2 separate regions of the Homo sapiens genome follow, and region 2 is linked to region 1. Evidence: chromatin loops called from intact Hi-C (ENCODE). Cell type or tissue: PC-9. All regions are shown on one strand. Links, peaks and the distances in the headings refer to the core of each region. The heading gives the core; the rest is flanking DNA. Region 1 has its middle 19 kb from the start of PDGFA-DT. Region 2 overlaps PRKAR1B (protein kinase cAMP-dependent type I regulatory subunit beta).

What was found. Peaks named below come from ENCODE experiments on the same cell type or tissue, not always from the same donor. Only the 100,000 strongest peaks of a DNase experiment are listed, where the experiment ranks them.
Region 2: a loop joins it to region 1, with 6 times the contacts of the local background. A loop is called at or near these places in 12 of 110 quality-filtered maps.

The regions. Positions count from the first base shown.
Region 1 is chr7:536,994-542,359 of GRCh38, reverse strand. No RefSeq gene overlaps it. Among named protein-coding and RNA genes, the nearest start is that of PDGFA-DT, 19 kb to the right of the region's middle. RefSeq lists enhancers at 1,813-2,754, 2,755-3,698. In PC-9, for the core only: CTCF peaks have their summits at 2,873 and 3,076; DNase peaks (open chromatin) are centred at 2,459, 2,859 and 3,959; H3K4me3 peaks cover 1,787 bases; H3K27ac peaks cover 2,536 bases.
Region 2 is chr7:619,109-624,474 of GRCh38, reverse strand. The region is part of intron 4 of PRKAR1B (protein kinase cAMP-dependent type I regulatory subunit beta); the gene reads left to right. Among named protein-coding and RNA genes, the nearest start is that of PRKAR1B-AS1, 19 kb to the right of the region's middle. In PC-9, for the core only: no CTCF peak of the experiment used is centred there; DNase peaks (open chromatin) are centred at 2,344 and 4,195; H3K4me3 peaks cover 466 bases.

The DNA.
Region 1 (5,366 bases), core at 134-5,133:
GTGAAGCAAGACTGCGCAGGTGAAGCTGGTTGCAGGGGGTTGGAGGTGAGCTGACGCGAGACTGCGCAGGTGAAGCTGGTTGCAGGGGGTTGGAGGTGAGCGTGACGCGAGACTGCGCAGGTGAAGCTGGTTGCAGGGGGTTGGAGGTGAGGGTGAAGCGAGACTGCGCAGGTGAAGCTGGTTGCGTGGGGTTGGAGGTGAGCTGACGCGAGACTGCGCAGGTGAAGCTGGTTGCAGGGGGTTGGAAGTGAGCTGACGCGAGACTGCGCAGGTGAAGCTGGTTGCGTGGGGTTGGGGGTGAGCTGACGCGAGACTGTGTAGGTGGAGCTGGTTGAATGGGGTCTGGTGCAGAGGACATTCACGGCTGTGGAGCTGCTGTCGCGTATGACGTCTCTGTCACACCCAACAGTGATGGGAACTGGGCCCTCCCCACGTCCGGCATGTGCCTCCCGGAGCTTCTGCTGTGTGCGCCATGTCCTTCAGCTCCCAGTGGGCCCGGTGGGCCTGCAGTCATCCTGGAATACTGCCTGCTCCTACTCTTCAAGGCCTCTGCGTGCCCCACCCTGAGCACAGCAGCTGGAAGTGAGGCCTCCTCTCCTATCCTCCTATTACCTAAGCCAAGCGTCTCCCCACCTGTGGCTGGCCCCGAGAACTCCCTGACGAGGGACGCCCAGGTGCCTCTCAGCGGCCCCCAGTTTTGGAAAAGCGGCAAACGTCTCCATGGACGCAGCCTGTCCTGTGGCCCTTCCTCGATCTGTCGGGTGATTGCTGTGTGCATCACACTCCAAAACGTGGTGGCACGAAACAGACGCCTCATGTTCACTACGGATGCTGCCCTGCAGACCTCAGACAGGGCCCGGTGAGTGGCGCTTGTGTGCTCCGTGATGCTTGGGGTCTGGGCTCAGCAGACTCCCTGGGGGTGGGGTAGGGGGCTCAGCGGGCTCCCTGGGTGTCGGGGTGGGTGGGGGCGCTCAGTGGGCTTCCTGTGGGTGGGGTGGGGGTGGGGGGCTCAGCGGGCTCCCTGGGAGTGGGGGAGGGGGCTCAGCAAGCTCCCTGCAGGTGGGGGTGGGGGGCTCAGCGGGCTCCCTGGGGTTGGGTGGGGCGGCGCCTACATCCTGTGTGGCTTGGGCTTCCTCCCAGCATGGTGGCTCTAGTGGAGCTAGATTTCCCTCGAGACGTCTGAGGGCTCCAAAAGCCAGCTGGTTCCAGCCAGCTGTTAGCGTTGGGGACTCGGGCCCTCAGGGAGCCCCTGTTCCAGCAGGCAGGGTGTGAGCTGCGTGGCCATTTGCGACCGAGTCTCAGAGGCCACAGAGCATTGTTTCCAGCACAGTCTGTGGTTGATGATGAGACAGCCTGCCTGGATCCAGGGGGACACAGACCCCCACTTGCTGATGTGAGAGATCAAGGGACTGGTGGTCCTGTTTTCAAACCACCACACCTTCCAGGGTCCAGGAACTCTTGACCCAGGTGAGCTCTGGCTGGGGGTCAGCAGGCATCAAGCTAGTTATGCTGCGCACAACGCCTGATTGGCTGTCTAGTCCCAGGGACAGGCTACGGCGTTCATGATACGGGCACAGGCCGGCTGGTTCCTCTACACCAGAGTGTGTGTCTGGCCACACTGTGCGCCATGCACACAGGGAACACTCAGATGTTGGATGAATGAATGTACGACCAACTCTAAACCCAGACGGGACTCTTGCAGAGGCAGCCTGGGTCAGAAGGAATGGAATCGCTGCGCGGAGGAGCCCCGGAGACCTTAGGCGGGGTGGGGAAACTGAGTCTGGGAGACAGCGGGTCTGGCTGGGGTATCAGAGCTGAGGCTGCAGCCCCGCTGGGCCTCTCACACTTTGCTCCTCCGAACTACCCGAGTGAGAAGGAGTCTTGTCATCTTGCTTTTGGTCTGATTATTGTTGCTGTCAATACAGTAAAGCAAACTTTACACGCTTTAGAAGGACGAGGTCCTGGTCATGTGCTGGTGCTCCTAGGAGCCCACGTTTATATTTTTCTGTAGGCCGAAGAAATCACAACAAGTAACTTTCATGAAGGTAGACAACCCTGGTATCAACTCTCCGCATTGATGGAGAGCAGAGAGGCTGCTCCCACCCCGAGGTGGTGACAGGCCGCTCTGGAGGGGGTGAGGCTTGGCCAGGGACGGGGTGGGGGTGGCCCCTGGGTGCTCTGGGACTGGGGCCTGGGTCCCTGAGATAGGGTGGAGGAGGCCCGTAGGGAGCAGGGGAGCAGGCTGGTTCCACGGACCCCTGCCTTCCTGCTCCCACTCTGGAATCCTCTTGTCCTTGGCTCAGGGTTGGGATCTAGCCTGGGCTTGCCCCACCAGTTTTGCCTGTCACTGGGCCATAAACCCCTCCTGTTTATGGGCCGGGCCACCACCCCACTGGAACCTGGCCAGGCTTCTCCTAGGAGGGCGGGCTCACTCCCTCTGGGAGTCCCCCCACACCACACAGGGCAGCCGCCTGGAGGCCCGATGAGGTGGCTAGAGGTGTGGGTGGCCCTGTGAGCAGTGGGCGGCACCCCTGGGGTGGTGGTGGCTGGAATTCTCAGGCCCCAGGCTCTTCCCGGGCCGTTAGGCCGAGTGCATCCAGGCAGCCCTGCACACCCCCTCACCACCCACCCCACCCCACCCCACCCCACCCCACCCCACCCCACCCCACCCCCGGCGCAGGAGGCCACGTGTCTGTTCACCTCCACGTCTAGGCTCGGAACGCCGGAGAGCAGGGGCGGGGACCCCAGTGTAGGGAGCCTGGGCCTGTGTCCGCTAAACGTGTGACGTGCACACAGAGTGTTGGTTTAATTCCGCAGACGCTCCCTGGTGCCTCCTGTGTTAGCGTTGGGGACTCGGGCCCTCAGGGAGCCCCTGTTCCAGCTGGCAGGTGGGGACTGAAGCTCCCTTGGAGTGTGTGGGCAGGTAGAGGAGGGCACCGCCCTGAGCCTCAGGAATCTACTCGCCGGCCTCAGGAGGCAGTTACACACCCGGCCCCCTCCCGGTTCTACTGGCCCCTGGGACAGGCTGCAGGGCTGGCTAGGAGTCTGGCTTCACACCGGCCCCCAGAGGTGGTGCCTCTGCCCGCAGTGAGTGGGGGCACAGGGGTTCCTCACCAAGGCTCCACCGGCGTAGCTGAGGCACTTGTCCCCAAACGGGAGCCCCCCGCCAGCTGGAAGGGTCCTTCCAAGTCCAGGGGAGGCAGACAGGACCCCCTGTGCAGGCGACAGAGGGCAACTGCTCTGAGCTCAGGGCCTGGGGAGGTGACTGTGTGGCAGGCGGGGTCCTATGTGGCAGGCAGGGTCCCGTGTGGGGAATGCTCAGAGCCCTGCTGACTCCACTGGCTTCTGGGCATTCCTGGTCTGACCTCCAGGCCGGCTCCTGGGACCCTACCAGTCTGAGGGATGGGGAAGGAAAGGGTAGGGCGGGCAACTGTGCCCGAGAGGGGACCCCAGCTCTGGACTCTGGCTGGCTCGAAACACCTTGGGGCCATGCCCATCTGTCCAGTTGGGCTGTAGAGAGGCTTGGAGGAGCCACCGGAGTGAAGGAGGGTCGCCAGCGTCTTTAAGAAACCGCAGGATGCTGACGCCCCTAGAGCCCCCATTGGGTTGGTGAGGAAGTGGGGGCCCTGGGGGGATGTGTGAGTTGTGTTCCTCTCAGCAAGTCTGGCTTCCTTGGGGGCCTAGGAGGGGACACTGAGGGCTTGCTGTCCCCATGGGGAGGTTGTAAGGTGAGACTCTCAGGAGCTCCTTCCTCCTGTCTAGGGGGTGCCCCCTTCCCCCCACCTTTCTGGGGTGACAGGCCCGGGGGGGCCCCCAGATTTTCTGAGGCCTGGGGGCTGGCCTGGCCGGCTGGGTCAGGAAGTGAAGGGCTGGCATGGGGGAGGGAGGGGAGGACTGGAAAGTGCATTCCAGGCGGGTGACACAGCCTGCGGCCTTGGGGTGGGGTGGGGCCAGGCTGGGCTGCCCTTCTCGGGAAGGTCCCTGGGATCCAGCTCCCCGAGGAGGCAGATAAGAGGGGTGGGGCCTGGCTGCATGGGAAGAGGAAATTCCAGGCCTGGGACAGCTGCTGCTGTCTTTCAAGGCTGGATTCAAATGCCACCTCCTCCTGGAAGCCGCCTCAGATTCCTCTGCAGCCCCTGGACCAGGGGCGCCCTCCTCCAGGGACCCCGGCTCCCCTGGGCTCTGGTCAGGTCAGCCCCAGGCTGGGCCCTCCACGGCCCTGATCCACCGCAGCGCACTCCTGCTGTGCACCCCTGCAGTGCACCCCAGAACCTAAGCAGGGCCTGGCCGGGCCGCCCACAACCACGGAGCTGGGGTGGGTGTGTTCCCTGCACCCAAGGCCGGCGGCCAGGCGTGGAGGGAGGGGGGCGTGTGAGTGAGGGCCACAGCCTGGTGGGGGAGTCGATTTCCTGGTGCTTCCTGTGCCCAGCGCTGTTCCCAGCCCTCTCCATGGATTAACTCACTCTCTCTATTCCTGATTTCCCTGGAGTGTAGGCAAATCAGCCCCACTTCACAGCTGAGGACGCTGAGGGCAGTCGTGGTAAGGCCAGGTCCCTGGCAGGCTGGCCCCGGAGGTGGATCAGGTCCCTCTCCCACCTGGGAGCCGGGTGGGCCGATGTCTTTTTTTGGCGGGGACCAGGAGAGTGAAAGCCTGGGAGCTGGGTTGGCCAATGTCTTTTTTGGGGGGGGGACTCTTCAGGAGGGTGAAAGCCAGGCTCACTGTCCCTGGGGGCTTCCAGCACCATGAAGGTGAGTGCCCCCTGGCCCCTGAACAAGGTCCCCCTCCACCACACCCAGGCCCCCTCCATCACACCTAGGCACCCTCCATCACACCTAGGCACCCTCCGTCGCTGCTTCCCCGGCTCGGCAAGGCTTCACGGAGCCCACTTCTTGGAAGTGAATATGGATGAGTTTAGGCCCCTGCAAGTCTCCCGAGGAGAAGCTGGGGGTGCCCAGTGGTGAGAAAACTCCCCCATGTGCCAGGCACTGGCATTGGCTCATTTCATCCTCACTGCAGCATTAAGTCAAGGGTGGCTGCCAGCCTCCAGGTGGGCCCGAGGTCCTACCTCCCCATGTCTGTGCCCTCCCATAGCCCTTCCTGCATTGACAGGGCCTGTGCTGGGGTGGGGCTTCCCAGGAGTGGTCAGAGAAGACACGGTGGCTTTGGCCTTGCTGTTTGGGCCTCTTGCTCCCCGGGATGCCAGCCGCCATGTTGTGAGGACACTCAAGCAGCTGCAGGGTGAGAAACCGACACCTAACAACCACGGCCTGGTCCACAGGATCCCGGGGAAGCCGTTTCTGAATTCCTGAACTACAGACACCGTGAAGTCATGAATTTGTTTTGTTTTTGGTTTTTGAGGCAGGGT
Region 2 (5,366 bases), core at 80-5,079, 82 kb before region 1:
GAAAAACCCATTCAAAGAGCATGCACTTTTTTTTTTTCTTTTTGAGATGGAGTCTTGCTCTGTTGCCCAGGCTGGAGTGCAGTGGCACGATCTCACTCAATGCAACCCCCACCTTCTGGATTCAAGCGATTCTCCTGCCTCAGTCTCCTGAATAGCTGGGATTACAGGCACATGTCACCAAGCCTGGCTAATGTTTGTATTTTTAGTAGAGATGGGGTTTCCCCATGTTGGCCAGGCTGGTCTCGAACTCCTGACCTCAGGTGATCCGCCTGCCTCAGCCTCCCAAAGTGCTGAGATTACAGGTGTGAGCCACCATGCTTGGTCAGCATGCATATTTTTAAGATAAAAGTTTGCTGTCACCAACCTAAACCTGCGGGTGCTGGTCTTCATCCAAAGTGGATTCTGATTCAGAAGCTCAGGGCTGGCGTGGGTATCTGGGGATACTGTGAACATCCAGGGCTGGACGCCATGGCCAGTGGCATGGACTAGCAATTCTGGTTGGAAGCCCAAGAATGTACAGAAGGAATTTGCCATCCTCCACCTCCTTCCCTAGATCCACAGGGTAGAGCGGACACTTGGCTTGTACCTCCCTTCTGGGACTCCATAGGTTCATTCCATACCCTGAACCCTGGCCATTCACGCGCTTCTCTCTCCAATGCCAAGAAAACGTTATTCAGTGACGTGTGTTAAAGCATGGCATGGAAGACTTCATTCTGGACCATTGCACTAGGTACAGGGATCACTGCAATGGGGTCTTGCGGTGGAGGAAGGAGCTTGGGCTTGCCTCCGAATATGAGATGAGAACGTGAGAATTTCCACCTAAGTGGCAGTGGATGGAAAATGACCGAGAGGAAACACCAGGGGCTGGGGGGTTCTGGCTTCACTGACCTAACAGGATTGTTGCTGAAGAGAGGCCAGGGTGACCAGACATCCCCCATGGGGTGGTGGGTGTGAGGAGCCTGATCAGACACTGAGGATGATCAGATATCAAAGATGATCACATATTGATTATGGTGGGTGATCGGTTCTGGCTGAACTGATTTGGCAGGATTATTTTACAAGGAAGTACAGATGGGCCTAGAAGAAGGTTCTGGAACCTGACTAAAGTTTGGCCAGAGAGAGAATTGTTGTTACCACATGTTTGTGGTTAGGAACCAGACCCACAGTCAAGAGTGTGGCCGAGGGTCCCAGGGGATTTGAGAACACCGTGCTGTTGGCACCCCAGCCGGGAGCAGGAGCTCTGCTTTCCATGATGCCAGGACTGAGTTATTGCTATTTAGAGAGAATTTTTTGGAAACTTGTAGTCAACAGAGTCACGGAACAAGCCTTCACCTAAACAGTGGAAGAGGCTAAACACAAGCCAGGATGCTGTGTCTGGGGCGCTGGGATCCCAGCAGATGGGAACCCTGGGTCTTGGGCTGGGACAGAAGAGATAGGACCGTGATGCCAGCACCCAGGGTCTGCCCAAGGGTTTAGGCCACTTCCTTTCCTTAAATAACATTGACCTAAGGTTTAAATCCGCAATGGAGAGAGGTTCTTCCCCAGCGAGGGCAGCATGTCTAGGTCTTTCAGAACCACTTCTAAAGGAGGACAGACTGAGCAGGCCACTCTTTCCCCCTGGATAGCGTCATGTTGAAAAACATAAGAAGTCAGAAAAACATATTAGTATGCGCTGGAACAAGTGTTCTGCCTTCAGCGGGGTCCTTTTTGGTAAATGTTCTGTTTTCTTCACTCATCATTCCCGTCTGCTCCTTGTCAATACACATATGCACATTCTCTGCAGACCTACTGTTGGTGCATATGTGCCTCTGTGTGTTCTGCTCTTTGACATCATGGGAGGGGGAATAACAACCCGTGTCCTGACTCTGACATCCCCCTTCCATCCCTAGGAAGGTTCAAAGATTTTCAAAATAGAGAGTTGAAAAAAACTAAAGATCAGACATGTTGGAAGTGCTAATAACTCAGTTTGCCTTCTTTATTACTGGATACGATCCTAGCACATTCATGTTCTCCCAGGTCAATGTCATGATGCTTTTGTTTAAAAGTCACAAAAATTCTTTATTTCTTTTAGCCTCAGGCAGACATTTCTAACATACAGAAATGCAGATTGTTGGAGCGGGAGGAGTGAGCGGGAGGCCCTGTGTGGCGCGGGGGTCCTTGCTGCCACCCCTCACCTCGCTGCTCTTCTGAATGCATGCCCAGCCTTGGCAGGCACCTGGTGCTCGGGTCTGAGGTGCAGCTTTGAGGGGCTGTGGGTGCCCATCCTTTCTGTTGTCCCCCTTAGGTGGCCTCGGCTCTGAGAACTGGCTGAACCTGTTTGCTTCAGCAGGTTTCTTTGCATGGGTGAGGGCGGGGAGGTGTTTACCTGTCAGGCCACCTCTGGCTGCAGTTCCACAATATATTAGCAATGTAAGCCAACAAAAAGGAATAAAAAAGCCAGAGTGGTGAAGAGACTGGCTGAGATCGGGGCATGGGCCGCTCCATTTGCATCACTCCTGGGGGATTCTGGGACATGTGTGACCCTTCTAGCAGCACTGGGGGAGCGGCTGCATGGGGTTTGGAACCAGCAGACACTATGGCAGCAGCTGCTGACCGTGGGAGCCCCTTATTCTGCTGAGTGCTTCACAAGCCTCATGATCACTGAGTCCTCCCTGCTGCTTTAGAGGCTGAGAGTGTTACTGTGCCCATTTTACAGATGGCTTAACTCTTCAGAAACTCAGTCCCCTGGGTCCCTCCAGGCAAGGTTGGGACTTGTACCACACATGATGAGGTGATGGCCAGGAAGCATCTGTCATGGGGATGACCCCACCTGCTGTGACATCACCCCACACAAGCATCTGTCACCACTGCTCAATAGTGAGCCCCTTAGGGAAGGGTTGCAAACTCGGGATCCTGGGGGTTCAGGAATTAAGTGGAAAACGTGGAGTCCTTGGGAATTGTGGCAGATTGGAGATGGTCATGCTCCTTCCAAAGTGGGGGTGAGCTGAATTCTTGCTTTGGGAGTACAAGGTCCCTGTGTTGTCAGACTTTTCTTTTTATTTTCTTTTTTCAAAGGAAAGCCAACAATTTGGATTTTATGAATTTTGTAAATTTTTAAATATTGGGAGATGATTTTGAAAATACCATCAACATTGGCACATGAATAAATAGAAAACCTGAAGAGATCTAGAAGCATTAAGTAAGTTGAAATGGTAACCAAAGACCTTTCCTCCCAAAGGGTTCTTTCTGATGGTTTCACTGGTTGAGTTCTTTCAAACATCAGCAAACTGTCTATTCTTACTTCTCAAATTGCTACAGAAAATAGAAAACAAGAGGAAGCTGCTAGATCATTGTATGTACTGTACTGTGATCAGGTGGAGATGATCCAGAATTCAAGGATGGTTCAACCTCAGAATACTCTATCCATGTAAATCACCATATTAGTAGATTGTAGAGAAAGAGCATGTGACATGTCACATAGGTGTTGGAAAAGGTTTTGACAAAGCTCAACAACTATTGCATAAATTCTTAGCAAACTAAGAATAGGGTCACTTCTTAACTTGGTAAAGGTCATACATACCCAACACAGAGCAAACATGCTAATGGAGAATCTTTGGCTACATGCTCTTTAAGGGAGGGACCACAATGAGGCTCTGATGGCTTTCATGGTTTAACTGTGCTTGGGAGGTCCCGGCAATGCTATAAAGAAAGAAAAATAAGAGGAGTCCTAATTGGAAGGGTAGAGAGAAGATGAATTTGATCATGTCTATGGAAACCAGCATAGAATACACAGAACAACTCTTACATTCTTATGAGTGTTCAGCAGGGTTGGTGCAAGCTCAACTTACAAAAATCATCATTAAGAAGCCCAAGGAATCCATAAATAAATATACACAATTTTTCTTTGTCAATTTAAAGAAAATTTAAAAATACGGATTCCTTCCCATCACAATGAAGATATTAAATCTGTCTCAACAGAAAGAAAGAGAGAAAAAAAAGAGCCCAAGGGGCTGGGTGGGTGCAGGGAATGAGAAAAGAGACACAGATGAGGAGTAACTGGAGAATAGAATTTGAAAGGATGCCATTCATGAGGGCAACAGCCACTGAGAAGTGGAATGTGCTTGACAACAGATTACAGAAGACTCTAGGGAGGAAGTTTTAAACCTCTATAAGGACATAAAACACGATCTGAATAGGGAGAGGCGGTCTGTATTCTTGGGTGGAATGACTCAACGTGATGATGTCATTTCTCCCTCACATTAATCTCTACCTTCAAAGCAGCTCCACTTCAAATTGCAGCTGGAATATTGTGAGGCAGTAAACACATTCGGAAATGTGAATGAGCTGGGTGCGGTGGCTTATGCCTGTAATCCCAGCACTTTGGGAGGCTGAGGTGGGAGGATTGTTTGAGCCCAGGAGTTTGAGACCAGCCTGGGCAACACAGAGAAACCCCATCTCTAAAAAAAAAAAAAAAAAAAGTAGCTGGGTATGATGGCATGTGCCTGTAGGCCCAGCTACTCAGGAGGCTGAGGCAGGAGGATCACTTGAGCCCAGGAGTTCGAGGCTACAGTGAGCTATGATCGCACCACTGCACTCTAGCCTGGGTGACAGAGTGAGACCTTGTCTCTAAAAAACAAACAACAAAACAAAAAACAAAACAACAGAAAGAAAAAGGAAAGGAAAGAATAAAAATTTGCAAATAACTAAGTCATCTTTGAAACAGAAGCACAAAGAAGAGGGACTTCTCCTACCAAGAGCTGAGGCTCAGCAGGAGGCCTTGATCATAAATGGAGCCAGGTGCCCTGCAGGAAGGGACGGCAGAACAATGGCGTGGGGCCGAGAGCTGAGAGGAGGTGCAGGCACACATGGGAGCTCCATATTTAATAGATGCAAGAGGTAGTTTAGTGCAGTGGTTAAGACAAGGACTCTGGAGCCAGATCACCCGGTTTTGAATCCCAGCACCACCATTCCTTAGCTGTGTGACCTTGGGCAGGTTCCTTAACCTCTCTGTGCTTCTGTCCTGCTCCCACTTGTATGTGAGGATAAGGGGAGTGATGATCATATATGCCACAAGGTTGTTGTGAGAATTAAATGAGCAACTGTGCGTAAAACACTGTGTTAGTTTCTAGGGCTGCCATAACAGAAGGACAAACTTGGCCTTAACAACAGTGATCAAGCGTCTCATGCTTCTGGAGGCCAGAAGTCCAAGCTCAAGATGTGGGCAGGGCTGGTTCCCCCTGAGGGCTGTGTGTGGGGATCTGGCCTGGCCTCTCCTTGGCTTGTAGGTGCCGTGTTGCCTCCCTGCTGTGCTTTCGTCCGACTCTTCGCTCTGCGTGGACACTGTGTTTTCCCTGTGTGTGTCCAAGTCTCCTCTTTTTATAAGGACA